Linked DNA regions of Homo sapiens: all the other regions are linked to region 1. The links are chromatin contacts, found by Hi-C or POLR2A ChIA-PET in ENCODE. All regions are on one chromosome and are shown on one strand. Each heading gives the region's core, a stretch centred on a gene start or an enhancer-like site at or near the end of the contact. The rest is flanking DNA. Distances are from core to core; before and after follow the strand shown. Region 1 overlaps CFAP54 (cilia and flagella associated protein 54). Region 2 holds the start of NEDD1 (NEDD1 gamma-tubulin ring complex targeting factor). Region 3 has its middle 50 kb from the start of LINC02452. Region 4 has its middle 5.3 kb from the start of LINC02452.

Evidence for each region. Hi-C counts contacts between places; a loop is a spot of excess contacts on that map. ChIA-PET counts read pairs that join two places held with the same protein, here RNA polymerase II (POLR2A). Pooled maps may share reads with other maps.
Region 2: a loop to region 1 is called in a pooled map, with 2.6 times the contacts of the local background. The contact joins the promoter of NEDD1 here to the enhancer-like site in region 1. A Hi-C loop is called at or near these places in 1 of 168 maps with a recorded cell type or tissue (CD8-positive, alpha-beta T cell) and 5 of 50 pooled maps. POLR2A ChIA-PET finds 5 or more read pairs at or near these places in 1 of 52 experiments (naive thymus-derived CD4-positive, alpha-beta T cell).
Region 3: a loop to region 1 is called in a pooled map, with 2.6 times the contacts of the local background. The contact joins two enhancer-like sites. A Hi-C loop is called at or near these places in 1 of 168 maps with a recorded cell type or tissue (endothelial cell of umbilical vein), 1 of 37 single-sample maps with no recorded cell type and 10 of 50 pooled maps. POLR2A ChIA-PET finds 5 or more read pairs at or near these places in 5 of 52 experiments (CD4-positive, alpha-beta T cell, PC-9, Panc1 and 2 more).
Region 4: a loop to region 1 is called in a pooled map, with 4 times the contacts of the local background. The contact joins two enhancer-like sites. A Hi-C loop is called at or near these places in 4 of 50 pooled maps. POLR2A ChIA-PET finds 5 or more read pairs at or near these places in 4 of 52 experiments (activated CD4-positive, alpha-beta T cell, activated T-cell and activated naive CD8-positive, alpha-beta T cell).

What each region holds. Positions count from the first base shown.
Region 1 is chr12:96,496,773-96,504,239 of GRCh38, reverse strand. CFAP54 (cilia and flagella associated protein 54) reads right to left here. Exons shown (of 68, transcript NM_001306084.2): 2 at 3,301-3,406; 3 at 211-354. Among named protein-coding and RNA genes, the nearest start is that of CFAP54, 11 kb to the right of the region's middle. RefSeq lists an enhancer at 2,392-3,591. Within about 2 kb of position 3,024, at least 26 of the 41 ENCODE cell types and tissues checked have a DNase peak (open chromatin) inside an H3K27ac peak, as active enhancers do; they include CD8-positive, alpha-beta T cell, where a contact is called at or near this core.
Region 2 is chr12:96,904,731-96,912,197 of GRCh38, reverse strand. It overlaps NEDD1 (NEDD1 gamma-tubulin ring complex targeting factor), which reads right to left and starts at 4,941. Exons shown (of 16, transcript NM_152905.4): 1 at 4,898-4,941; 2 at 4,342-4,594; 3 at 2,303-2,446. The coding sequence starts at 2,438. RefSeq lists enhancers at 4,119-4,258, 4,299-4,388 and a silencer at 4,629-4,908.
Region 3 is chr12:96,118,600-96,126,066 of GRCh38, reverse strand. No RefSeq gene overlaps it. Among named protein-coding and RNA genes, the nearest start is that of LINC02452, 50 kb to the left of the region's middle. Within about 2 kb of position 5,191, at least 3 of the 41 ENCODE cell types and tissues checked have a DNase peak (open chromatin) inside an H3K27ac peak, as active enhancers do.
Region 4 is chr12:96,174,003-96,181,469 of GRCh38, reverse strand. No RefSeq gene overlaps it. Among named protein-coding and RNA genes, the nearest start is that of LINC02452, 5.3 kb to the right of the region's middle. Within about 2 kb of position 4,334, at least 4 of the 41 ENCODE cell types and tissues checked have a DNase peak (open chromatin) inside an H3K27ac peak, as active enhancers do.

The sequences.
Region 1 (7,467 bases), core at 1,775-4,274:
AGTGACTGCAGTGACTTAATCTCCAAAGCATCCTTACAAAGCTTGATAAGTTCACTTTCTTATCCAGCACTGAAAGTATTTATTAAGCAACTTATAGCACACAGCTAGATGCTATGCTAAGCCAACAAGACATTTAGAAGCTGTCAACTAAAAGATACATTGTATAGCTAATCATAAATTGTAGCTATTTCAGCTGCTCTTTCATCTTACTGTAAGTCCAGCAGTTTTATCTTTAAAGCCTTTTGGGAAAAAGGTAGCTTTGAATTGAGTTACATCCACTTTATTCTCATCAAAATTGGTATTGAACTGCTGAAGATATCTTCCATAGCATTGTAAAAGGGCCAGTTTGTATTCCTGAAACAAAAGGAGTACTTGATTAAAGTTCCAAAATATCATTTAGCTTATCATTATTAGGTAATATTCATATTATTCCTAATAGTATCAAGGTTGATTATTACAATTATACCATTACTACTGGCTCCATTTTCCAAAAACATAGTATGTGAGAGACACTGCACTATACAATGTATGTGCATTATTTCATCTAATTCTCCTCACAATGAGCCTATGTGAGATGGGACCATCATGACCACAAGGATGAGAATATTTACTATGGCACTGTGCATGGTAATACCTACAAATACTCAAAACCCAGGTTCCAAAATTCAGCATCATCAGATCATGGTAACCCACATACCTAGAGAGGTGGATGAGTAGTCTTGCTTCTCTGATACCTCATAGGCTCGAAAAAGAAAAGAAACGAAGAGCGAGCGAGCGAGAGAGAAACAAAGGAAGGAAGGAAAGAAGGAAGGGAGGGAGGGAGGGAGGGAGAGAGGAAGGGAGGAAGGGAAAGGAAGGAAGGAGGGAAGGGAGAGAGGGAGGGAGGAAGGCAGGAAGGAAGGAAGGGAAAGAAGGGGAAGGGAAAGGAAAGGAAAAGAAAAGGGAAGAGAAGGGGAAAGGAAAGGAAGGGGGAAGAAAGGAAGTGAAAGAGAGAGAGAGAAAGAAAGGAAGGAAAAAAAAGGAAAGGAAAGGAAGAAAGAGAAAGAAAGGGAGGGAAGGAGGAAGGAAAAAATAAAGGGAGGGAGGGAAAGAAAGAAAGAGGAGAGAGAGAAAGCGAGAAAGAAGGAAGGAAGGAGAGAGAGAGAAAGAAAGAAAGAGAAAGAAAGAAAGAGAGAGAGAGAAAGGAAGGGAGGGAGAGAGGAAGGAAAGGAAGGGAGAGGGAGGGAGAGAGGAAGGAAGAGAGGAAGAAAGAGGGAACCAAAGAAGAGAAAATAAAAGAAAAAACTGCAGAGTGAGGTGAGCTACTTGCCTCTCTTTCATCTGTCAACACTCTAAAGCTGCATCAGGACAAATAAAAAGCATCTGAGCAGTGGGATTTTTATTCATTCAAATTCATGCTTATGTTCCCATTACAGAATCAGATGCCCCATTTCTGTAACCCACAGGGCTCAGTTACCTGGAGGGTTTCAGGGCAGGGGACATAAGCAGTGCTTTCAAAATGAGTCACTTGCAACCCTTCCTCAGCTCCCTCCCCCACAACTTCATCCCCAGGAAAAGCAACTGCCCAAGGTTGAACTGGCTGTCCAGTTACCTAGCCCCTTGGGAGGCATCTTCAGTCAAACACTGTTTTGTTTAAATTTCTATTAAAGATTTGTTTTTGCTCACTAATCCTGAATCTTTTCTGCTCTAACTTGAGTCATATAATAAATTCAAATCTAGGTTTAAAAAAAATTTTCCACAAGATGATCTTTACTACAACTAAAATAAAAATAGAGCCTAGAAACCAAAGTAACAAGTTCATTTTCAGAATTATAAATACCTTTTTTTTTTTTTTTTTTTTTTTAGGGACAGTGTTTCGCCATGTTACCCAGGCTTGTCTCAAACTCCTGGGCTCAAGCAAGCAATCTGCCCTCCTCAGCCTACCAAAGTTCTGGGATTACAGGTGTGAGCCACCATGCCCAGCCTGGCCAACATTCCCTTCAGTGAAAAGTAGATAAAACTTTTTCTTTGTTCCTTTAATTAAATATTAAAATATCCTATCTAGGCCTTTCTATCTAAAACATTCTGAATCCTTAGCTACCAGCCATCTTTAACTTGCTTTATCAGCTTCTAACATACACCTCTCTCCTCCCTCCACTAATATCCACTCCACCCACACAGACATTTCTCAAACAACCCTACACTGTGCTTTTTATTTGTATTACCAGCTTCTTATACTGAAAAGTGTAAGGATGGAAAGGGGGCTATCTTGTAATTCTTGTCAAAACTCTTATTCCACTTACATGAATAAAGCTTCCAAGTTGAATCTCACCCAGGTTTCTTTTCTGTAGCTTACCAAGCCCTGTATTTTCAAGTTTCTAAGACCCATGGTCCATTTATGTGGAACTATGGTTATTCTCTAGTTTTGGCAGAAGAAAATAGATCTTAGTTCTTCATTATGAAGTTCCACCACTCATATCCTCTATTTGGTAAATTTGTCTCCCAGACCAAGAGGATTAAAGTCCAGAAAACAGAGAGGGGAAAAATGAAGTTGAGAAACTGAAGATTGAGAAAACACTGAACACTGCCCACGGCTGGCCTAAGATCCCATTGTCTGACGTTCACATAACTTAGAATAATCTGGACCTAGGCCAGAGTTTAAGGGGGAAACTCACATGATCATTAATGGAAAACCCAGCCATGCTGTGGTCTCAGCAAACCAAGTCCACCGGTCCACAGCATTCCAAGCCCTAGACATTCAGGTAGAACTAAAAGAAGGACACAAACTCATTCTGGAATACAATACTGAGCAAGAAACAGGGTATGTATGGAATGACTGTTATAATTACATACAGCAAAACATTAAGAAAGAGTTGAAAGAGTTTAATAAACAGGGCACTGAAGCAAGCAACAGAGCTGCAAGGCCAAGAGCCCTGAAGGTTGACCACTGGGCAAGGCCAGCCATATGAAAAACAACAGGAAGTGGTGTCTGGGCTCCTTTGTATAAGGTAGGAACACGATGATTCAGCATTTCCTGTTGTGTGCCTACCACACCCTCTGTTAACCCGGCCACCCTCCTGCCCATCCACAGCCAGCTGCCTGGCTGTTCAGGAATGTCTCACCTCTGGGAAATCTCAACTACAAAATTAAAAAGCAACACTTTTTTGGTTACTGTGCCTTATTAAAATTTTTATGTACTCATTTATTTTTTTCTAAGAGAAAAATCAAAACATGTAAAATAGGAAGGGTATCAGACTAAATACTGTAATAATAATTAGCCAAATGAACTTCTTTTTGGCTCTTTCCTGCAGAGGCACTTACTTTCATTTGACAAAGGCTATCTCCAACCTTCAGAAGCTTTTCGTTGTAATAGTCTGCTGGCAGCCTGGGGGCGTATTTAGTCCAGATATTAAACAAAGAAGTGGCACTGTAAAAATCATAAAATAAAACGACATTGTCAAAGTCTGCAGGAAACCCCAATTAATTTGCAAGCAATCCTTTAAAACTTACCTTATGCTAAAGCCTTTCCAATGTGCCTTATTGTTAATGTCCAATTATTAATAATAAATGTAATTACAGTTAAAATTATTGCTTCCTATGTACCAAGCATTGATTGCAGCCCTTTACATATTTTTTTTAGATACTTTACTTCATAGAGCAATTTTAAGTTCACAACAGAATTGAGCAGAAGATTCTGAGATTTCCCATATATACCCTGTGCCCCCAAACATGCACAGCCCTCCCCATTATCAACATCTCCACTAGAATGGTACCTTTGTTGTGATGAACCTACATTGACACATCATTATCACCCAAAGTCCATAGTTTAGGGTTCACTGTTGGTGTCATCCATTCCATGAGTTTGGACAAATGTATATAATGTCTATCCACTGTGAAAATATCAGAGAGTAGATTCACTATCCTAAAAATCCTCCGTGCTCCACTTATTCATCCCTCCTTTCCCGCTTAATCTCTGTTAACCACTGATATTTTTACTGTCTCCATAGTCATGCCTTTTCCAAAATGTCATAGTTGGAATCATATAGTAGGAAGCCTTTTCAGATTGGCTTCTTTCACTTAGCAATATGCATCTAAGTTTCCTCCATGTCTTTTCATGGCTTGATAGCTCATTTCTTTTTAGCACTGAATAATATCCCATTGTCTGGATGCATTACAGTTTATTTATCCACGCACATGCTGAATGACATCTTGGTTGCTTACAAGTTTTGGCAATTATGAATAAGGCTGCTAGAAATACTGATGCGCACGGTTTTTTTTGTTTTGTTTTGTTTTGTTTTGTTTTGTTTTGTTTTTGAGATGGAGTCTTGCTCCTGTCACACAGGCTGGAGTGCAGTGGCACGATCTTGGCTCACTGCAACCTCCACCTCTGGGGTTCAAGCAATTCTCCTTCCTCAGCCTCCCGAGTAGCTGGGATTACAGGCGTGCACCACCATGCCTGGCTGATTGTTGTATTTTTAGTAGAGACAGGGTTTCACCATGTGGGCCAGGCTGGTCTCAAACTCCTGACCTCAGGTAATCCACCCGCCTAGGCCACCCAAAGTGCTAGTATTACAGGCATGAGCCACCGCTCCCAGCCCGATGTGCAGGTTTTTATATGGACATAAGTTTTCAATTCCTTTGGGTAAATACCAAGGAGCACAAGGGGTGAATGTTATGGTAAGAATATGTTTAATTTTGTAAAAAACCACCTGTCCTCCAAAGTGGCTGTACTATTTTGCATTCCCACCAGCAATCAATGAGAGACTTCATTGCTCCACATCCTTACCGGCATTTGGTGTTGTCGGTGTTCTAGATTTTAGCCTTCCTAATAGGCATGTAGGGTATCTTATTGTTGCTTTAATTTGCATTCCCCTGATTACATATGATGTGGAGCATATTTTCATATGTTTATTTGCCATCTGTATGTCTTCTTTGGTGAGGTGTCTGTTAAGGTCTTTGGCCCATTTTTAAGATCAGGTTGTTGGCCAGGCACAGTGGCTCATGCCTGTAATCCCAGCACTTCGGGAGGCCAAGAAAGGTGGATCACTTGAGGTCAGGAGTTTGAGACCAGCCTGTCCAACATGGTGAACATGGTGAAACCCCGTCTCTACTAAAAATACAAAAATTAGCCAGGCATGGTGGCGCACATCTGTAGTCCCTGCTACTCAGGAGGAGAATCATTTGAACTCATGAGGTGGAGATTGCAGTGAGCTGAGATCAGGCCACTGCACTCCAGCCTGGGCAAAAGAGCAAGACTCCATCTCAAAAAAATTAGTAAATAAATAAATAAATAAAAATATTTAAAAAAGTAAAATCAGGTTGTTGTTATTGCTGAGTTTTCAGAGTTCTTCGTATATTTTGGACAACAGTCCTTTATCAAATATGTCTTCTGCAAATATTTTCTCCCAGTTTGTGGCTTATCCTTTCATTCCCTTGACAGTATCTTTCATAGAGCAGAAATTTTTCATTTTAATGAAGTCCAACTTAACAATTCTTTCTTTCATGGATCATGCCTTGGTAATGTATATTCAAACTCATCACCAAACCCAAGGTCACCTAGATTCTCTCCTATGTTATCTACTAGGAGTTTATTTTTTATTTTTTGTTTTGAGATGGAGTCTCACTCTGTCACCAGGCTTGAGTGCAGTGGTGCCATCTCAGCTCACTGCAACCTCTGCCTCCTGGATTCAAGTGATTCTCCTGCCTCAGCCTCCCGAGTAGCTGGGACTACAGGCACGCACCACCACGCCCAGCTAATTTTTGTATTTTTAATAGAGATGGGTTTTCACCATGTTGACCAGGATGGTCTCAATCTCTTGACCTTGTGATCCACCTGCCTAGGCCTCCCCAGGTGCTGGGATTACAGGCGTGAGCCACGGTGCCCGGCCAGGAGTTTCATAATACTGCATTTTACATTTAGGTAGGTGATCCATTTTGAGTTAATTTTTGTGAAGGGCGTACAGTCTGTGTCTAGATTCATTTTTTGGCATGTGGATATCCAGTTGTTCCAGGACCATTTATTGAAGACACTGTTCTCCACTGAATTGACTTTGCTCACTTGCCGAAGATCAGTTTGTTGCCAGAAAAGGGGTTTTGATCCAGACCCCCTAGATTCATTTTTTGGCATGTGGATATCCAGTTGTTCCAGGATCATTTATTGAAGACACTGTTCTCCACTGAATTGACTTTGCTCACTTGCCAAAGATCAGTTTGTTGCCAGAAAAGGGGTTTTGATCTAGACCACAAGAGAGGGCTCTTGGATCTCGCACAGGAAGGAATTCAAGACAAGTCACAGAGTGCAGTGGGAAGAGATCATTCATTGAAAGCTACTCAGTTACAGAGTTGGGCAACCTCAGAAAGCAGGAAGATGAACACACTATCTTTGTTTTAAACTCTTCTTATATAGGGGTCTTATCTACGTAAAAAGCCAAGCTAAGTTAGGTCTACATGCAGGTAGGCCAACAGTGTAACGAAATTTATTACTCTGTTGATTTAAAGGAAACTATCCTCAACGTTTTCATGTGCAGTACATCAAGGCATAGCTATAATTATCTTGAAGGCGTATATTGTTATGGGTACTGGGACATCTGGACTTTCTGCTGTTGTAGGTGCTTGTCTTTGCAGGTATCTTTAGGTTGTTTCTTCAACTGTAAAAAATTGATGACCATGGGTCACGCCTGGCAAGGAATGTGCCTTGCTAATTTTAAAATGGAGTTGATTTTAAAATGCCATTACTCTGGCTCTCCTATGCTCCTGTTTCCCTAACAAGTTGGCTATATTTATGTGAGTCTATTTCTGAGCTGTGTATATTGTTCCATAGATTTGTCTATTCTTTCACCAATGTCACACTATCTTGAATACTGTAGCTTTATAGTAAGTCTTGAAATTGAGTCGTGTCAGTCCTCCAACTTTCTTCTTCTCCTTCAATGCTGTGTTAGCTATTTTGGGTCTCTTGCCTATATATGTACCTTTTTTCACTTCATTTTCACAACTCCAAGAAAGGTAATATCAATATCCCAAAGATACAGTTGATTAAGCTGAGGCTCAGTGCATCTATGCTCTTAACGACTACATGAATGAGCTTGCCAGTCCTCTGGAAAGTAAACTCCCCTGAGGTCAAGGACCTCAACAATATTATTCATTGCCCAGCCCCAACAGTAGTGAATACCTAGTACATGTAGGTACTCAATAAATATCTGCTGAAAGATGAATGAATGAATAAAGGATTGGGAAGAAAACATTATTTGTTCTTGTTTTATTTTTTCTTATGAAGGGCTCAGGGCTCAAATGGCCAGTCAATCCACTTAGAGCTATACTTCCCTCCACCAAGTAAAATAAAAACAAAACAAACAGCATTTTCAAAATGGTTTCTAACCAGAGTTTCAAACAGTAGCAGATCATTGCCTATTTTATTCATTCATTTAGTTAACATTTATTTCTTTCCTCTCCCTCAGAAATTATATATGTCTCTAGGAAAAATCTGAATAT
Region 2 (7,467 bases), core at 3,692-6,191, 410 kb before region 1:
TGACTATTACAGTAACTTGCAAATATTTTATAAATATGTATGGTTAAATAGGAATTGTGTTATGAGTTTTAATTTTTAAATAAAATGTAATTTTATTTACCTTCTTTTACACGAATTGTAAATGGAACAATCAGTAAACACAAAACAGTAACTATTTTAAAACTAAAATGATTAAATACAATAATATAACTAAGAATAAGAGTCTGATTTTGAGAGCCATAACAAATTAAAATATCAGAAGTTTAAATCTGTGCTTTTTAGCAATTAAAATCTGTGAGTAAAAGCAATGGAGAAAGGTTAATTAGACACTCAGAATCCCTAACTGCATTAACTTTTGAATGTTCTGTATAACTTTCAGGTATTTTGTAAACAGAGCATAGACTGTAATTTTATTATGATACATGATGCAAATCAAATCATTCCTACCTAGATATTACCATAGCGAGAAAAACCATTTCCCTTTCCTTGACTTCTTCCTGTTTACCACTACTTTTCTCCTTAGAATATAGAAAAAAAAGGACTGAAACATAATGTGGGTGGGTAATCTAGTTCTTTTTTATTTCTCTTGTAGTTTTAGAAATCATGAGAAAGTGAGGAACGTAAGTTAAAGGACAAGAAACAAAAAACTAATCTCTCTGGTGTCTCACATTAACCCCATTCTTGGAATCTATACTATGTGGACCCCAAGTTGCTAAGGCTGGGAACTCCTTGTTCTTCAGTAATTAACCTCCATGGAAGTGATCAAAGCCTTATTAAGAATAAGACTGTATGAAGGCTTTCAGTGCACATCTGCTCATGCAAGAAAACTGTAAGACCAATTTCCAAAAGTCATACAACACTATCTCATAGCTACATCAGTTTTGTTGTTAGACTATTAAGTAGCACATCAGTAAATGCCAACTCCTAGTAAAACTTAAAACAAAAGTCAACCAAAAAATAATCTTACTACAAATTGCTACCTTTCTCTTATATAGTAAGAGGGAAAATTAAGCTCTAAACATAATGAAAATCTAAAAATAGAGAACAGCAACTTCATATACTTGTCGCTCTCTTTAAAATATTTTCCCTATTACACATCTGGAAAGTCCTTCAAAAATGTAGTCACTTCACCATGAGTTTGATTAACAGAGTACCAAAGTAATTTGTTTTACTGCAAAATCAAGGAATGATAAGGAGGTAAATTTAATTCAGTAAGAAAATTTGTCCTTCTTGTTATATACATGCAAGAATAGTAAGTCATATAAAACTTTTAATATTTTTGTTCCTGAACCAGTCACATTTTAAAGCTTTGATTTTTTTATCAGAAAGTAGAATACTTTGGTGTTGATAAAAATCAGATAAATGTTAAATCTTAATTTGTTAAGAAATAGCGTATGAGTTTCACAAAAGAAAATTTCTAACATACCAATTACATAAAACATTTTCACATAAAAGGTGATAGGAGCACTGTGGTCACAGCAGTGGTTCTCTACTGGGAGTGATTCAGGCAATTCTGGAAACGTTTTGGGTTGTCACAACTAGAGGCTATTGGTACCTAACGGGTGAAGACCAATAAACCTCCACGTGGTACAACATACAGGAAAGGTCCACAACAAATTTTCTGCCCCAAAAAGTCAATAGCACAGGGTTCAGAAACCCTAGTTTACAGTCTTCACTCCCTCATTTTATTTTATCCACATTGAGGAGCTCACCAAGACAGGGAAGGTGTCAATCAGAAACATAAAAAGCTTAGAAAAGTTCAATCTAGGTAACTTTACTATGTCTGTTTAGGAAATGTAATTTTCATCACACACACAGAGAGGAAGGAAGATATGGAGAGTACATTAGTAAGATGGAGATATTGGGCAATTTTTTATCTCCTCCCCAACTTGCTTCTGCCTTCAAGTTCTGTCTTTAATTTTCAGTTCAGATCCACAAATACCCAAATGTAGATGCAAAAACTCATTCCAAAACCTTTTGGAATTATTTCCACAACTACCAACCTTATTCCATTTGGTTCAATAAGAAATTTTTGATAACTAATTCTATGGTGTAGACAGAATATACTTTTTTTAATAGCAGTGTTTTCAAATGAAGTGGGTTGTAACTAAATTTTTTTTAAATGAACGCAACAGATAAAATCAGAGTGCATTCATATGATATATTGTTTTGTAAATTACTATTTTACGTTATCTATCCTTGGTAGCAATGCAAAACACATTACTCAGTATGAGGCACATGCAAAAGTTTCATTGACAGTGGTTGTTTAACCTAATAAGCGGTTTGTGTGTGTGTGTGTGTGTTTTTTTTTTTTAAAGGATACTATTGCTGCTCCAACATATTGAGCTGATTCCATGTGGTGATGTGTGTGGGTTGAATTTATCCACCAATGTCATAGATGAAGCATCCCATATTTTAATATCATCTCCTGATGAAGCAAATCTGAGGTTTTCCTGCATGACTGCGCCTACAAATAGTTTAAAACAATGTATTTTAAAAACATTTAAGAATAGACATACTCAAAAAAAGGTCAAAATCTAATCTAAAACAAGTGGCTCTAACTCATTCATTTTTGTTCCAAACAGTGCAGTCACCAAAGCAGTTGAAGTGATTTTCCTAAAACATAAGCCAGGTCGCATTCTCTTAGCTGACCCTTCCAATGGCTCCTCACAGTAATGATAATGAAATCCAGCCTCCTTAGCCTGCCTTACATGTCCTGGCCCCCATGTAACTCTCCTCTTTCTTTTCACTGGCCTTCTCTCTGCCTCATGCAAAGGCAAAGTCATTCTCACCTCAGTGTCTTTTCATTTGCTGCTCCCTGTGCCTAAGATGTTCTCCCCAGATTCCCATGGTCATCTCCTTCTCATCATTCAGGTCTTAGCTCAAATGTTTCCTCCTATGAAAGGCCTTTCCTGACCACCCTGGCTAACGCAGTCCCTTCCTTACCTGGTAAGGGACTTAGCAGTTTACCCTATATCCCAATACCTGATTTCATTTTTTTCATAGCACTTCCTAATATCTGAATTTTTTTTTTTTTTTTTTGAGACGGAGTTTCACTCTTGTTGTCCAGGCTGGAGTGCAATGGTGTGATCTCGGCTCACCACAACCTCCGCCTTCCAGGTTCAAGTGATTCTCCTGCCTCAGCCTCCCGAGTAGCTGGGATTACCGGCATGCACCACCACACCCGGCTAATTTTGTATTTTTAGTAGAGACGGGGTTTCTCCATGTTGGTCAGGCTGGTCTCGAACTCCTGACCTCAGGTGATCTGCCCGCCTCAGCCTCCCAAAGTGTTGGGACCACAGGCGTGAGCCACCGTGCCCAGCCACTATCTGAAATTTTTATTTGTTCTTATAATGTCTGTCTCCCCACACCAGAGTCTTGAAACATTCCTGGCACACAGCAGTTTCACAACAAATAACTACTAATAAGTAACTTCCTAATTTTTAAAAAAAGTATGATAAACTAGCATTTCTGCAGGTCAGAATCCAGTCACACCAGTTTTTCCAAAACTCTAAAATTAGCAATATGGTCAAATGAGACGCCACTAAGTCCCTATACCAATACTTGGACTACGATGCCTTCAATCATTTATTCAGAGCATACAGCTGAAACACGTAATTCTAACAAGGTGATTTCACAAACCAAGGAAGTCTAGAAAACAGAAGGCAAAGAAGCTGCTCTAGACAGGCACTTTAAAGAGCAACAGGTAGTAATGAACGATAAGTGAGAAAAAAAGATGCTCAAAAGTACATGGGAGAAAAGGAAAGGGAGAGGGCACAGAATTATACCTCCCACACCTTCCTAGTATGGAAAGTGCAAGACTACTGCACAGCATTAGTGATGTCACAGGCAGGTCCCCGAGTCACCAATACAACAGCACACCTACGTCTAGTATAAGCCATTTCAGAGGACAAGTTAAAGACAGAATTATAGAAACGTTTCATTCTCGAGACAAAAAGTTAATGTAATTCACTCATGTGCTTCCTTATGCTCCATTCATCCGATACAGTGCTACTAAAAGCCATTAAAGTCACCTGCAGAGATGTAACACAATGTTTGGATTTGGAGCCTTAAACATGTGTAACACGTGCCCCCTTGGTTCCCAAGTCAAGGAACAACTAATGAATTGCTGGAAAAGCGAGCTCTAAGCCCTGTAAACCACAACTGCAAGCTGTGTCTAACTGCATCGTAACCAGGCCTGGTGAGCTGCGGGGTGTAGTGGGTAGATCACTGAGGCCTGGGCTCAGAAAAACTGGGTTCAAACGACCTGCTCCAACTTAGGAAACACAACTCGCCGGGTGATTTAATGTTTGTTTTCGGCTCTTAAAGCGGGGCGGGGAAGAGGACCATCTGCCCACCTACCTCGGTCTTCTAAGAACTGAGCATTAAGGGAGAGACTTTACATGAGTCCCTCAAAGACGGTCCCGTCGAAAGCTAGCAGTCAGGACACAAGGCGGTAACGTCGGCCTGGGTTTAGGGACAGCGGCTACAGGAACCAATTCAACTACACCACTCAGCTGAAATGAAAGTTCTCCAACTTTCAATCACCAAAAATACACTTTACTTGCAGGACAACAGCTCAAGTGAGGCTAACCTGTAAAATGCATCCAAGTACCTGCCAAAAGAAAAGTACTTGAGGTTGACAAAAAAGGAGACAGACTTGTGGAGACGAGGCAAACTTTTCGGAGGCAGCACACCCCACAAGGCTCCGGGAGGTGCGCGACCCCGGCCCGCGCCTCCCCGGACACTTCCCAGCCCAGCGCGCCGCCGCGCCCCCGCCCAGCAACCGCTCCGGGCGCGCAAAGCCCAAGGACCGCCGCCCCGCCCTCTGAGGGGGACGGAGCGGGTCTTAGGATCGGGAGGGTGCGCGGACGCGGCGGGCGGGGGCCCGCTGACCTCAGGGCCTCCGGAACCTCACCTCTCCGCAGCAACACAACAGGGGGCCGCGGCCGGCTCCGCGCTGGGCTTCCGGCTCCCGCCTGGACTGTTAAACTTCGGCGGCCGGAAGTCCCGCCCCGAGTGACGTCACGGGGCGAGGCGCTGCGTGCGGCTGTGGCTTCTGGCCGGACAGAAGTCGGGGTACAGAGGGTCTGGTCAGGGCGGCGCTGGGCAGCCGCGGGGGAAGTTATCCCAGTGTCAGGGCGGGAACTGCGGGCCGGGGCGGCCCTCTCCACGCCCCAGCGACGGAGCTCCGGCCACTGCCAACTGCTTGTCATTCACTTGCTGTTTACTGTGTGCCAGGCACTGTGCTAGACTCTTGAGTGTACAGTGATGGTTTAGCCTGGGGATACAGGGGTACAGTGAATTCTCGTGGTCCTTGGCCTTGTGGAGCTTACAATGCACTATAGGAAGCTGACGTTATTAGATGCTTAAATGGAAAGTGAAACTATGATAATGAAAGGTATAAGATGCACGAAGACCCATAATAAGGGAAACTATTGTGGATGTGGATTTAGGAAAGGATTCCTACATGCGATTTACAAGCCAGGAAACGCGCTCAGGCTGAGAAATAACCCAAAGAGTAGGCGTCTGCACTAACCTACTTCAAAACCCATGATCTTTCTTTCGCATCATGCTGCGAGGTCCGGAACATCAAACATCATCTGTTTGGGAATTCTTTTGAAGGGGATACTTCAAGGTGGAAAAGGAAGTTGCTGAGCCGAGTTTTCAAGTGCCCCTTCCAAAGGTCCTTTTATAGCTCTACTGACAATTTTTGCTAAGAATATTTATCATAAATATAGAGCATTTCTTCTGCAAAAAGTGTTATTCTTTCATCACAACTACATGGGGTGTGTTTCTGAACTAGGTACATCAGCCCCAGTTATCTGCATTCATATTGCAGATAATTGGAAAATTCTAATAAGTGCATTTTTTCAGAGCAGAAATTGAAATCGTAGCCAAGTTACTGAGGTTCATGGGGGAGTGGCAAAAGGAGAAAGATAGCAAGCAGCAACTACCTTAATTGTACAGTCTGCAGTTCTTGAGGCTATGAAATCCAATTTGGGCAGGGAGGAGGCCCAGAAAGTTGGGAACTAAGAAAGTACGGTAAGGGAGTGGGGGCAGGGAGAATGGGAGCAAATGGAGAAAAGAAAACTTCAAACAAAAAGGGCAATTAATTAAATCTCTGAAAATTGAAGCCAGCAGGAAAATTGAGACTAGACTATATGAAAATATATATAATAATACATGTAATATAATATATACATATTATATGATATAATACTAGTTATACATATAAAAATAGATATTTATTGAACACTTTACTAAGCACTGTATTTGTGTATATAGACGTAATGTGTATGTATGCAATATATATATAATTTCATCTTTCTAAAAACACATGAAGTATGTGCTATTATTTGTCCCCATTTTACATATGAGGAAATAGAGGTTAAGTAACTTGTCCAAGGTTACAAGTTTAATAAATGGTAGATTCAGAAGTTAAACCTGGGACCATGAGACTGCAAAGACTGTCCCAGACCTTTATGCTATACAGTCAAGAGCCATAACACAGCGTATAGGGCCAAATGGAAACCTCCATTCCTCTGTCCTCACTGATGCTGCGGCCTCATCAAATCTTACTGGCCCTGAAACAGTCCTGTCATTTTTGTCCGTGCCTCTGTGCCTATGTATACACTGTTTCCTCAGTTCTGTATAATAGTTTAACGAACAATAGATGCCAAATGTTAGAAGCCTTGCTAATATATGAATTATATAAACATATACAGATTTCCAAAAGTAGCCATCACAACAAAGAATATTTCTAGAGACAAAGAGAAATATTTCATAATGATAAAATGGTAAATAACCACAAGCCATTATCAATTTTAAGTGTATAGGTGAACGTAAGAGAATTTTGAAATATATGAAGAATAAGTATCAAAGCTAAAGGAGGAAAAAAGCATACCCATAGTCATTGTTGGAGACTGACAGAATTTTCTCAGTAATTCATAGAACATCCAGATAAGAAAAACAAATCAGAAAAGATGTGGAAGATCTGTACACTTATCAACTATTTTAACTGACATTTATAGAACACTATAGCCAACTACTGCAGGATAAACATTCTTTTCAAATACACATGAAAATGGAGCATATATTGGGCTATAAAACAAGTCAATTGATTTTTAACAGAATAAATCTTACAGACAATACTCTCTGATCACAACAGTATTAAATATAAATAAAAAACAATAACACATCTAGAAAAGCCCCAAACGTGAAATAAAACAACCTTACTTCTAATAACCCATAGGTGAAGGAAAAAATCAAATCACAAATATTAATAATAACAGAAAATATTTGAACCGAGTGATAAGTAAAATACAATAAAAATTCATGGAAACAGCTAAATCAGTGCTTATATTATGAAATCAGTGTTTATATTCTGAAAAAAAGAAAAGTCCAAAATCAATGATCTATGCTCTCTCTTAAGAAACTTAGAGAACAAATTAAACACAAAGATTACAGTACAGAACAATGAAATTG
Region 3 (7,467 bases), core at 3,942-6,441, 380 kb after region 1:
AGACCAGAGTAAAAAAGGTGAAGAAATAGTTCCAGGCCTTTGGGAGGCTGGGGTGGGTGGATCACGAGGTCAGGAGATCGAGACCATCCTAACATGCTGAAACCCCATCTCTACTAAATATACAAAAAATTAGCCGGGCATGGCAGCGGGTGCCTGTAGTCTCAGCTACTTGGGAGGCTGAGGCAGGAGAATGGTGTGAACCCGGGAGGTGGAGCTTGCAGTGAGCCGAGATCGCACCACTGCACTCCAGCCTGGATGACAGGGTGAGACTCCATCTCCAAAAAAAAAAAAAAAAAAAAAGAAATAGTTCCAGGCTTTCAATTTGCTCCAAGAGTGTGCTCTTTGTATCAAGAATATATTATCGTATAAATGTTGAAGCCAAACATCTGAGTTTGAATGTGGCAGGTGGGGGGTTGCAAAAGATGTGATCCTGCTGTTTCTAGCATTGTACAGAAATCAATCTATTCCATATTCAAGTGAATTTGCTGAATTGCTGATCAAAAAGGACTAAATCCATTAAAACCTTATGTCCTATGCTGCAGGGGCATCAAGCTTGTGTGCTTCCTGGGACTCTCTTGTGCATCGATTTTAACTTTTTTATGTGGACAACCTAAGTGGGAACTGGAGCATAGATTGGCATCATCATCCATTAAGTGTTTAGCTTCTTTGTTAAACAATGTTCCCCTGCAAATGTTCATATTGTAAACACCAATAACCACTAGATCCCTTGTGTTCTTAAAAGGCATAGAAAATTGTAAAATTTTTAATGTGGATACAAAATGGCTCACATTCAAAGAGCAATAAGCCTTATCAAGGCAGAATTCTACACAAGGTCTTTTTACTTGATTTTGTCCCAGTGGCAATAGAGCAGGTTATCCCCTAACAGCTGATCTTCACTTCTTCGTTTAATAACATAGCCTCTGAATCTTAGCCAGATCCATGACTGTTCCACTAAAAACTATTTTCTAGCCTCCCTTGCACTTGGTTGAGGTTAGAAATACATTTGAACTGATGTAGGCGACGTGATCTGGGCAAAAGTGATAAGTACCACTTCTGGTCCATGACCTTAAAGGAAAAGGATAACACCCTCACTTCTTCCTTCTCCCCTTTCTGCAGGCTGGGATACAGCTATGATGGCAGGACCTGGAGCAGCAATCTTCAACCATGAGGTGGAAGACTTCTGTTGAGGATAATGGAAAATCAAGGTGGAAGAAATTTGAATTTCCGTGATTGTGGAGCCCCCGCATTAGCCTTGGACTGTTGATGCTCTGACTGAATTACAGGACAGAAGATAAACTTCCACTTGTTTAAGCTACTGTTATTCTGACCTTTCCAACAGTAGCCAAACTAGTATCCTAACTAATATCCTAACGCTTTGGGCACTGGAACCTTAACTTTAGTAATTTACATGTTTTTTCCTTTTTTTAAAAAATTTATTTTTTGTAGAGACGGGGGTCTTGCCATGTTGCCCAGGCTGGTCTTTAACTCTGGGCTCAAGTCATCCTCCCACCTTAGCCTCCCAAAATGCTGGGACTACAGGCATGAGCCACTGTGCCTGGCCCTAATTTAGGTGTTTTTTCATACAGTAGAAAAAATATATGTTGTTCCAGATAGATAGATAGATAGATAGATAGATAGATAGATACACAGACAGACAGACAGACAATACACACACTCATACAAACACTTGAGAGATTTATTAACTAGGGATTTAGAGGATCACTGCAGAACTGGTTGTAAAGAACTCATCCCACACTCTGCAATGTGAAGTATATACAACTCATTTTATTTTTTTGAGACAGAGTGTCGCTCTGTCACCCAGGATGGAGTGCAGTGGCACAATCTCAGCTCACTGCCTCAGCCTCCCGAGTAGCTGGGACTACAGGCGCCCACCACCATGCCCGGCTAATTTTTTGTATTTTTAGTAGAGATAGGATTTCACCGTGTTAGCCAGGATGGTCTCGATCTCTTGACCTCATGATCTGCCTGCCTTGGCCTCCCAAAGTGCTGGGATTACAGGCATGAGCCACCACGCTGGGCCCATTTTATTTTTTATATAGAATGTTCTAAAGGCTATAGAGTGAATGATAATGAACCTCCAGTGAGGTGGCAAAGAGCACAAGTTCTGGAACCAGACAGACCAGCTAAATGACCAGGGGCAAGTTACTTAACCTCTGAGTGTCCAGGTTGCCCCATCTGTACAAAGCAGGGACCATGAGGATGACCTGAGATCATACAGGTAAGACGCTTAGAACCAGACATTAGTGCCTGGCACATACCAAGCACTGAATAAATATTAACTACTACTATTATTATTAGTTACACTAATTAGCCAGTAATGATGCTATAGAAATGTGGCTAATGGAATAATTCTAGACTTTTCTTGATCTATTTGTACGTATCAGACGTGGTCTTATTCAAGACATCTAGTCAAAAATGTTTACTTCTGGCTGGGCATGATGATTCATGCCTGTAATCCCACACTTTGGGAGGCCAAGGCAGGAGGATCACTTGAGCCTAGGAGTTCAAGACCAGCCTGGGCAAAATAGCAAGACACTGTCTCTGCAAAAACCAAAAGCATTAGCTGGGCATGGTGGTGTGCACTCGAAATCCCAGCTACTCAGAAGGCTGAGGCAAAAGGATCACTTGGCCCAGGAGTTTAAAGTTACAATGAGCTATGATTGCACCACTGCACTCCAGCCTGGGTGATCCAGCAAAGCCCTGGCTCTAAAATTCAAAAAGGGGAAAAAAAGGTCTACTTTTGCCTGGAATGCCTTATTAACGAATCCTAATCTTGGTTTATGTGCATCCTCCAGGTAGTATCTGAAATAGTACAGCATCGTCTCTTTGTAAATTGATTTCTAAAGGAAGTTTGAACAATAGCAATAGAAGTTTAGATATAGCTGTCTGTCTCACTGGAGCCATCACCTCTGGCTTCTCCTTGCTGTGGACAAGGCTGTAATTTATCCTCCTCTCTGATGGCCACAGTCATCTCTGCTCATGGCAGTGGGGGCTTGGAGAAGTGGATTTACTGAGTAGTGAATGAAGTTTAACCTTCACGGCCTTTCATTTGGTTGGGCCCATTCTAAAGCTCCAAGCATTCCCTGCCAGGATTGCAAAGACCATGGGGCCAGTCCTGGGGCTGCAGGCAGGGTGGATAGGCTTTTTGCATCATATGCACAGCCACCCAGTGCCCACCTGCTGTTGGTGGACCTCCAGGAGGCTTCTAGTGCTATCTCTGATCCTAAGAAGGAAGGTTTGAACGAGATGCCGCTCTGTTCCCTGCTCAGAGGCTACTACAGCCAGGTTTCATGGCCACCCCAGGACTAGCCGGAACATGGAGTGGCAAGGAGCTGGCTGAGCTGGACCGGCTGCTGTCAAAGACACTGTTTGATTGGCCGGGTGTGGTGGTGCATGCTTGTAGCCCCAACTACTCTGGAGGCTGAGGCGGGAGGATCTCTTGAGCCCAGGAGTTTGAAGCTGCAGGGAGCTATGATCATGCCACTGTACTCCAGCCTGGGCCACAGAACGAGACCCTGTCTCTAAACAAAATACACTGAGCAAGAAACCATAGAGGATGTTGGAGGAGGAGCATTGCCAACAAAGAATTCTGAAGCACAAAGAAACTTTTCTAAACTACCAACATTGGCCAGGCAAGGTGGCTTACGCCTGTAATCCCAGCACTTTGGGAGGCCAAGGCGGGTGGATCACCTGAGGTCAGGAGTTCAAGACCAGCCTGACCAACATGGTGAAACCCCGTCTCTACTAAAAATACGAAAAATTAGCCAGGCATGGTGGTGAGAACCTGTAATCTCAGCTATTCGGGAGGCTGAGGCAGGAGGATCACTTGAACACGGGAGGCGGAGGTTGCAGTGAGCCGAGATCGCACCACTGCGCTCCGGCCTGGGCAACAAGAGCAAAACTCAGTCTCAAAAAAAAAAAAAAGAATAAAAATAAAAATAAAAAATCAACATTAGGAGAAAAAAAAAACATGCAAGAGGAAAGCCAGGATTACCTTTCTATTCTCTAAAATAACTATTTTACAACATTGTTGTTATGTGAACAGGTAAGACGGAATGCAGTCAAAACTGTAGGAAAAAACAGTGTTCTTGAGGTGACTCAGGTAGTTAATTAGCAGAGAAAATATTATGTTATTTTAATGGATTTTGTGGTGTTTGTGGTATTTGTCAGCTTTTTAAAAATTTGTCAATACTCATTTCATACCTAAGCTTGTACTTGTAATTTTGTACTCTTTTCCTTAAGGAGCCTCTCTGAAATTGGGTAAGCCGTGACACCCACAACAGCTGAATTTTCCCCCAGGAGAGAGTTTACACCCACTTCAGTGAGAACACTTTTTTGTTAGTGTTTTAGCTGAACACTGACTGGCCATGTTGAGTGACACTTTCTGGGCAATGTCATTAATCGGCCCCCAGAAGCAGGAACTCCAGCATCCGTGGAGAATCAGTTGATGCACAGGTCCGGGTGCCTTGCACAAGGATTAGTGATTCATCTCCAGGGGGTAATGAAAGTGAATGTGGTGTTTCCTTTTGATTCCTTGCAGCTCTCTTTCCAAATATCATGAATGTGCAGTTACTTCCTAACGGTAACTGAAAGGTCAAGAAAAGAGCTTTCACTTTTGGCCTTTCTGGCCTCAAAACCTCAGTTGGCTACAGTCTAGTTGCATTGGGTGCACTGACTGTGGTCTGGGAAAGTCACTGTCTTATCTCCCACATGCCCCTTTCATGCTTCTCTGCTCCACCACATGAGATGTTGAATGGAGTAAGGCAGTTCCATTTCTAAACCCAGCAAAGGAAATAGGCTGAATTTTAAAGATGATCTTGGCTAGTGTAATCCCCTTCCCTTGGAAATGAAGCTGGAGGGGGTGGGGAGGAGTTGAGGATGGGTCAAAGGTGAAGAGAAGGATGGAGCCTGCTTGTGGACCATGACATGTCATTCCTCACTGCTGTGACCGAGTACAAGACACAGAATCTCTCATGTGAACCTTTGTGATACTTAAGAGTTCCCCAGACAAGGCTTGCCCCTACCCCCAGCCCAGTCTCCACAGAAGGGCCAGAGCTGTTTATAATAAGATCATATCACACTTCTGCTTAAAATCCTCCAGTGGCTGCCCATGGCCATGACAACAAAAGGCACACTCTATACTGCGGCCTAGGAGACCTCCCACAGTGTGGCCACTGCTTCTGCTTCTGCTAACCACACATCCCCCACAACCCAGTCCCAGGCCAGTCTGCGCTTTAGCCTCTCTCCCTCCCTCCCTCCCCCTTTTGTCTGCCTAACTTTCTCCCTTCCTCTCTCCCTCCCTTCCTTCTTTCCTTCCCTCCCTCCCCCTTTTGTCTCTCTGCCTTTCTCCCTTCCCTCTCCTCCCCACCCCTCCTCTTCCATCTTTTTCTTTATAACAGCTTTATTGAGGTATCATTCACATACCATACAATATCACCCATGTAAAGTATGCAATTCAATGATTTTTAGTATATTTACAGAGTTGTGCAACCAGCACAATAAATTTTAGAACATTTTCATCACTGAAAAGAAACTCTGTACCCATTAACATCCTTCTTATTTACCCAACACTCCTCAACCCCAAGCCCTAGGCTACCACTAATCTATTTTCTATCTTTATAGATTTGCTTATTCGTATATTCCTTCTAAATGCAATACCATATACAGGCTTTTGTGCCTGGCTTCTCTTACTTAGCATAGTATTTCTGAGGCTCATTCATATTGTAGCATATATCCGAATTTTATTCATTTGGCTGAATGATATTCCATTGTATTGGTATTCCACACTTTATTTATCCATTTATCAATTGATGGACATTTGGATTTTTTCCATGTTTTGGCTATTATGAATGATGTTGCGTGAACACTTGTGTGTAAGTTTTTGTGTAGACATGTCTTCAATTCTCTTAGGTAAACACCTAGGATAAGAACTGCTGGATCCTGTGATAACTCTATGGTTAACATTTTGAGGACAGACAGACTCTTTTCCAGGGTGGTTAAACCATTTTATATTCCCACTAGCAATACAGAGTATCAGGGTTCCAACTTCTCTACACCCTCATCAACAATTATTATTTGTCTTTTTAAAAATAGTCATTCTAGCGGGTGTGAAATGGTATCTCCTTGTGGTTTTTATTTGAATTTCCCTCGTTATACATCTTTTGTTGTGCTTATTGGACATTTTGTGTATCTTTCTCGAAATATTTGTTCAGATCCTTAATCCATTTTTTTTCTTCTTTTTTTTGAGACAGAGTCTTGCTCTGTTGCCAGGCTAGAGTGCAGCAGCACGATCTTGGCTCACTGCAACCTCTGCTTCCCGGGTTCAAGTGGTTCTCCTGCCTCAGCCTCCCAAGTAGCTGAGACTACAGCTGCCCACTACCACGCCCAGTTAATTTTTGTATTTTAAGTAGAGGTGGGGTTTCACCATGTTGGCCAAGCTGGTCTTGAACTCTTGACCTCAAGTGATCCACCTGGCTCGGCCTCCCAAAGTGCATGGATTACAGGCATGAGCCACCGCGCCTGGCCTATTGACCCATTTTTAAATCGGGTTGTTTTCTTTTTGTCGTTGAGTCATGAGTTCTTTATATATCGTGGAGAGTAGACCCTTATCGGACATATGATTTGCAAGTATTTTCTCCCATTCTGTGGGTTGTCCTTTCACTTTTGATGGTGTCCACTGACGCAAACATTTCTAATTTTTATTAAGTCCAATTATCCATTTTTTCTTCTGTTGTGTATGTTTTTGATGTCATACCTAAGAAAGCTTTGCTTAACCCAACGTTATGGAAACTTACTCCTATATTTTCTTCTAAGAATTTTATAATTTTGGTTTTCACATGGAGGTCTATGATTTGTTTTGAGTTAATGTGTGAATATGATATGAGATAAGGGTCCAACTTCATTCTTTCACATGTGGATATCCAATTGTCCCAGATCCTTTTGTGAAGGACTATTCTTTCCCCCATTGAACTGTCTTGGCATTCTTAGCCACATCACTTTCTATTCCCCCATTTAAACAATGTAATAGATTATATTAGAATAGACAACATCAAAGTATAGTTAACCATGGACTCTAAAGCCAGACCTGCTGTACTGAACCTCCACAGTGTGACCACTTACTAGCTATGTGGCCTTTGGCAAATCACTTCTCTGTGCCTCAGTTTTTACACCTGAATAATGTGTTCTTCATAGAGCTATTGTAAATATTAAGTGGGTTAAAAAAATTAAATGGGTTGGTATATGTAAAGCACTTAAGCTCAGGTGTGGTGGCTCATGCCTGTAATCCCAGCACTTTGGAAGGCTGAGGCAGGGGGATCACTTAAGCTCAGGAGTTCAAAACCAGCCTGGACAACATGGCAAAACCCCATCTCTATAAAAAACACAAAAATTAGCCAGCCATGGTAGTATGCACCGGTAGTCTCAACTACTCAGGAGGCTGAGGTGGGA
Region 4 (7,467 bases), core at 3,085-5,584, 320 kb after region 1:
CCTCCCAAAGTGCTGAGATTACAGGTGTGAGCCACCGCGCCCAGCCAGTGACACAATTTTCTTAGAACATCTGCAAGTGAATTCACTCCGGAGTAAAAGGAAAACGTTTCTTTCTCAAAGTGACTGAAATGCCTGCAGCTCCTGTCCTGTTCAGAGGATCCTCCAAGGTAACCAGGAACCCAGCCTAACCTTGGAGAATTTGTTCCTTCATGATTGACATGGTTTGTCTGTGTCCCCACCCAAATCTCATCTTGAATTGTAGTTCTCATAATTCCCACATGTTATGGGAGGAACCAGGTGGGAGATAATTGAATCATGGAAGCGATTTTCCCCATGCTGTTCTCGTGGTAATGTATAAGTCTCATGAGATCTGACGGTCTTATAAGGGGAAACCCCTTTCACTTGGCTCTCATTTTCTCTTGCCTGCTGCCATGTAAGATGTGCCTTTCACCTTCTGCCATGATTCTGAGGCCTCTTCAGCCACGTGGAACTGTGAGTCCATTAAATCTCTTTTTCTTTATCATTTACCCAGTCTCAGGTATGTCTTTATCAGCAGCATGAAAATGGACTAATACAATGATCAACAATGAAAGCACCTTGAGGTGAGCATCTTAAGGGCTGTTTCTTTCAGACTATAATGAGGCTTAATGAACCAACCGGTCCTGCCCCATCTGAGAGGGTCCTCTCTGAAAAGCAGAAAGCTCCCACCCCCCATTTTTCATTCTGTCGGACAATTAAGCCGAAGATGGCCTTTCTCTTTGTCCTTCTTTCCTGACCATGCCTATTCTATCCAAATGTTCTTTCTTCAGAAATTAAACTCCAGTGAAGTAGCTATTCCAGGAGACCTAAAAGGCATCTGTTTTTTCCCATCACATACAGACTCAATTTGTTTAATTTCATTTTCAGAGAGAAAACTTGCTTCCAAGCCCCCAGGTTGAACCTCCCTGTAGGCTCCACATACAACCAACATGACGTGGTACAAAATAGACACCATGCCTGACTTTGAGTTTACCAAACTAACATGGAAACAAGAAATCTGCCTTAAACATATAATTTGGAGCAGAGTGGTATGATGAAGAGAAGCACAGATTCACTATCTTAGGCTCTTGTTCAAACCCTGCCGTGTGATTTTGGGAAAAACACTTCACCTACTCTCTTGAAAATAGTAGGCCCGAGGCAAGGGGTGGTTCAGAAAATCTCTCATGACTGAAACCCATTCACTTATTCATTCATGCATTCATCACATATTGCCTTAGCACCTACTATGTGTAAGGGACCGTGCCACAGGCAAGATTAGTAGACATGAATCTTGCCTTCAAGGAACTGCTAATCTATAGCTTTCAGATATAAAATGTCATGATTCAAAATATGATGATAGGCTGGGCACGGTGGCTCACACCTGTAATGCCAGCACTTTGGGAGGCTGAGGCATGTGGATTACTCGAGGCCAGGAGCTCAAGACCAGCCTGGTCAACATAGTAAAACCCTATCTCTACTAAAAGTACAAAAATTAGTCAGGTGTGGTGGCACATGCTTGTAATCCCAGCTACTTGGGAGGCTGAGGCAGGAGAATCGCTTGAACCTGGGAGGCAGAGGTTGCAGTGACCCAAGATTGTGCCGCTGCACTCCAGCCTGGGTAACAGAGCAAGATTCCATCTAAAAAAAAATGATGATAAACAGAAAATGTATTAGCACAGGGGTGGGATGATCATCTTAGGGAGGCTGTGAGCTACATGGGGAAGGGTCAGATGGTCTTAGGTTCAGACTCGGCTCTTTGGTCTTGGGCGAGTTCCTTGATCCCTTCTAGTTTCCACTTCCTTGTTCATAAAACAACGGGCATAAAAGATCCACTTTGGAGTGTTGAGAGGAGTAGAGCTGAATCATACAAAATACCCCACATGTAGTTGGTATTCAATAAACCACCTTCTCAATTTCACTCTCAACCCTCAACATCCATTTTCTATCCAAGCAGCTGATTGATATTTTCAAGAATGTAAAGCTGTCATATCACTTAGAACCCTCCATGCGCCCATTCAAATACATAGTAGGGAGAGCACATGCCTCCCCTGTTGAAGATAAGTTTGTTCTTGTCCAGGGCCTTTGAGCTCTTCCTTTCTTTTTTTTTCCTTTTCTTTTTTTTTTTTTTTTGAGACGGAGTCTCGCTCTGTCACCCAGGCTGTAGTGCAATGGCACCATCTCGGCTCACTGCAACCTCCGCCTCCTGGGTTCATGCCATTCTCCTGCCTCAGCCTTCCAAGTAGCTGGGATTACAGGTGCCCGCCACCGCACCCAACTAATTTTTGTATTTTTAATAGAGACGTGGTTTCACTAGGTTGGCCAGGCTGGTCTCAAACTCCTGACCTCAGGTAATCCACCCGCCTCAGCCTCACAAAGTGCTGAGATTACAGGCGTGAGCTGCCGCGGCCGGCCAGCTCTTCCTTTCTTGAAAAGTGATTGGTTCCTCGCCAGTAGGGGCTCGGCTCAAATGTCATTTCTCCAGAGGCCTTTCCTCATCATACATTCCTCAGCCCAGTCATCTCTATCCCATCCTCCTGTTTACTTATTATAACAGCAACCTCTGGTTATCTTGTTTCCTTGTGTGTTGTCTGCCCCACCTTCCTCAAGAAGATATATTCTCCACAGGTTCATTCCTTGTCTCTCCTCTTCTGCCAAAAGCTAAGGTAGAGCCTGGCAAATAATAGGGGCTTGATAATTTTTTTTTCTTTTTTTTTTTTTTTTTTTGAGACGGAGTCTCGCTTTGTCACCCAGGCTGGAGTGCAGTGGCACAATCTCATCTCACTGCAGCCTCTGCCTCCTGGGTTCCAGTGATTCCCCTGTCTCAGCCTCCCGAGTAGCTGGGATTACAGGCACACGCCACTATGCCCCACTAACTTTTCATATTTTTAGTAGAGATGGGGTTTCACCATGTTGGCCAGGCTGGTCTCGAACTCTTGACCTCAGGTGATCCACCCGCCTAGGCCTCAAAGTGCTAGGATTACAGGCATGAGCCATCATGTCCGGCCGATAAATATTTTTTGAATGTATATTGTTGTTATTATTCCTACTATCATTTGGTGGTTGGAATTTATCTAAGGAAAGATTCCTCAGGTTATATCTGTACTTTGAACCAGAAGAGGAAACTAGTTGCATGCCTGAAATACAAAGCTGGGAAGGACTAGTAGGAGGAAGGACGGTGTGGGCCCTGGAGGGAGTTTTGTTTTTGTTTTTGTTTTTGTTTTTCCTTTTGAGACAGGGTCTCACTCAGTTGCCCAGGCTGGAGTGCAGTGGCACAAACATGGCTCACTGCAGCCATGACCTCCCAGGCTCAAGCGAGCCTCTCACCTCAGCCTCCCAAGCAGCTGTGCCACCATTTCTGGCTAATTTTTTTTATTTTTTTTTTTATAGAGAGGAGGTTTTACTATGTTGCCCAGGTTGGTCTCAAACTTTGGACTCAAGCGATCCTCCTGCCTCAGACTCCCAAAGTGCTGAGATAACAGGTGTAAGCCCCATGACTGGCCTGATGGAGTCTTTTAATGCAATAGAAAGAACTCCAGGCCAGGTGCAGTGGCTCACGCCTGTAATTCCAACACTTTGGTAGGCCAAGGTGGGCAGATCACCTGAGGCCAGGAGTTCAAGACCAGCCTGGCCAACATGCTGAGACCCTGTCTCTACTAAAAATGCGAAAATTAGCTGGGAGTGGCAGCATGTGCCTGTAGTCCCAGCTACTTGGGAGGCTGAGGCAGTGGAATCACTTGAACCTGGGAGGTGGAGGTTGCAGTGAGCTGAGATCATGCCACTGCACTCCAGCCTAGGTGTGCAGTGCGAGACTCCATCTAAAAAAAAAAGAAAAGAAAAAAAAAAGAGCTCCAAATTTGGAGCTAATAGGTCTGAATTCTGGGCCTAATTTTACCACAAGCTACCTCTGTTCTTTAACTTCTCAGAACTTAGTTTTTTCATACATATTTTTAAAAAAATGATTGGACTAACTTGGCCTTAAAAGTTCCCTCAGCTCTGAAATTCTGTGCCTTAAGAATGAGCCGCCTCTGAGGAAGCCCAGAAGTGTGTGTGTGAGATGCTACAGGAAAGCTTAGAAGGGAGCAGTGGGTTTGCCCCTCTCTGAGCAAAACTACTACTCAGATCCTTGACACCCATTCACTCCAAGCCAGACCTTCCCCTCACCACACCCTTCCTCATGCTCACCACAGCTGCTCAGAGATACTGACTAAATGAACAAATGAACATCCCCTGGAACCAGCAGAGAGTGGAAACTGAAAACTCAATGACTCAGTAGGAAGGACCACTGAGTCACGCAAGCCACTTCTTGTTTTCTCAGTGTACTCCAAGCCAAGTCCTGACAGGGTGGGAAGGCAGCAGAGCTCTAGCTCTAGTAAGTCCACACATAACAGCACTGCAAGGAGAAGGCCTTCAAAGTCAAAGCTGGAGGTAGGAGGGGAGGAAATGAAACAGTCACTTAACCTTTGTTCCAGTTATCTGCAGCAAACCCTACTATCCAACTAAAAGATCATATAGCCTGATACCTTAAAAGTAATAAAATCAGTTTCTAGAGTACCAGATATAAAAGGGGCTGTATCAGTTACCTATTCCTATGTAACAAATCACCACTTAATGGGTTAAAGCAGAAACCATATTATTTGCTCACAACTCTATGGGTCTGTGATTTGGTTGAGTTCAGCTAAGCGGTTCTTCTGCTGGTCTTACAGGAATCACACATGTGACTATGGTCATCTGGCAACTCAACTGGGGTTGGATGATCTGAGATGGCCTCACTCACATGTCTGGTGGTTGGTGCTGGCTGTTGGCTGAGCCTCTCTTTCCACATTATCTTTCATCCTTAAGGAAGCTAGTTTAGGCTTGTTCACATGGGTACAGCATCATTGCAGGAATGACAGTGGAAGCTGCAAGATCTCTTAATGCTCAGACTCAAACATAATGTTACTTCTACTACAATCTGTAGGTCAAAGCAAGTTACAGGGCTAGCCCAGATTCAAGGAGACAGGAAATAGATTCTACTTCTTAATAGGAGAAAAAGCAAAAGTATGCCGCAAAGGGAGCAAACATGCAGCGATGGGAGAAGTTGTGGCCCTCTTTATAGTCAACCTACTGCCAAGACCTTGATGCTCATGCAGTCCTCTCATTCTTTTTTTTTGAGACAAGGTCTTACTCTGTCTCCTAGGCCAGTGTGCAGTGGCATGAACACAGCTCACTGCAGCCTTGACCTTCTAGGCTCAAGCAATCCCCCCATCTCATGTGCCCACAAGTATCCGGGACTACAGGTGCACACCACCATGCCTGGCTAATTTTTGTATTTTTTGTGGAGACAGGGTTTTGCCATGCTGGCCAGGCTGTTCTTGAACTCCCAGGCTCAAATAATTCATCTGCCTTGGCCTCCTAAAGTGCTAGGATTACAGGTGTGAGCCACCACGCCTGTCCAGGCCTATCATTCTTGAAATGAGGAGTCTGATACACAAATAAGTTAAGTGCCTTGGTCAAGTTCATAGAGTTAGTGGCACATCCAGAATGGGAACCTATGCCTCCTGCTTGTCAGTCCAATGTTTTCACACCTTCAAGGACATTTTCTACCTGCAGCCTCTTTCTTCTTTACCCAAACCTAGTGACAGAGCCAGTCTTTTGAGCCACTCCACTTGTCAGAGCCATTCTTTAGACTGATATGGCTTTAGGAACAGAATACCAAAGCCCTATTTCCAAGGCTGGCCACAGCTGCCTTAGTTCTATGAATCTCCCTAACAGGAAAGGAGATTCCATTTCATCTTCTGGTCCCTTGGGAGTCTATTAGGCTCCCAGGCCATAGCTAGATTGGACAGACAAATCTCCTTTTGCTGGATTTTTAAAAGGTATTTCATAAAATAGTGCTTTGTATAAGAAGAAATGTTCAATGTCACTAATCATCAGAGAAATACAAATCAAAACGACGAGATACCATGTCACCCCAGTTAAAATGGCTTTTTTTGGCCAGTCTGGTGGCTCATGCCTGTGATCTCCAGCACTTTGAAAGGTCACGGCAGGAGGATCCCTTGAGTTCAGGAGTTGGAGACCAGCCTGGGCAACATGGTGAGACTCTGTCTCTAAAAAAAAAAAAAGTAAAAAATTAGCCAGGCATGGTGGCACATGCCTGTAGTCCCAGCTACTCGGGAGGCTGAGGTGGGAGGATCACTTGAGCCCAGGAGTTCAAGATCAGCTTGAGCAACATGGTAAGACCACATCTCTACAAAAAATTTAAAAAAAAAATTTAAAAATGGCTTTTATCAAAGAACCAGGAAATAACAGATGTTGGTGGGGATGTGGAGAAAGAGGACCTCTCATACACTGCTGGTGGGAATGTAAATTAATACAGTTACTATCGAGAACAGTATGGAGATTACTCAAAAAACTAAAAATAGAACTATCATATGATCCAGCATTTCTACTACTGGGTATATATCTAAAAGAAAGGAAATCAATATATTGAAGAGATATATGCACTCCTGTATGTATTGCAGCACTATTCACAATTGCCAAAATAGGGAATCAACCTAAGTGCTCACCAGCAGATGAATGCATAAAGAAAATGTAATACATATACACGATGGAATATTATTCTGCCATAAAAAGGATGAAACCCTGTCGCTTGCAGCAATTCAGATGGAACCGGAGGTCACTGTGTTAAGTGAAATAAACCAAGCACAGAAACACAAATGTCACATGCCCATACTTTTTAGTGTGGGAGCTAAAAAAGCAAATCTTATGAAGATAGAGAGTAGATTGGTGGTTACTGGAGGCCAGGAAGGGTTGGGTGAGGGGAGATGAAGAGAAGTTGATTAATGGGTACAAATATATGGTTTGACAGAATACATAAGACCTAGTATTAGATATTAATAGATCAGTAGGGTGACTATAGTTTCCAGTAATCTATTGTGTATTTCAAAATAGCTAGAAAAGGGCTGGGTGCAGTGGTTCACACCTGTAATCCCAGCACTTTGGGAGGCCGAGGCGGATGGATCACCAGAAGCCAGGAGTTCGAGATCAAAATAGCTAGAACAGAATTTGAATGGTCGTAACATAAAAAATAGACAAATATTTAAGGTGATGGGTAGCTCAAGTATGCTGATTTGGTTTCTACAAATTATATGAATGTATTCAATTATCACATGTACCCCAAAACTATGTACATCTATTATATATCAATTAAAGCAGTGCTTTGTAGTTGTCATTTTTAAGGCAATACATCTCTAGTATATCTTGGAAGGGTAGTGACAAAATCTGTTAGATACAATACCACTGTAAAGAATTAGTTCACCAGGCTGGGTGCAGTGGCTCATGCTTGTAATCCCAGCACTTTGGGAGGCCGAGGTGGGTGGATTACTTGAGCTCAGAAATTCGAGATCAGCCTGGGCAACATGACGAAATTCCATCTCTACAAAAAAATACAAAAAATTAGCCAGGTGTGGT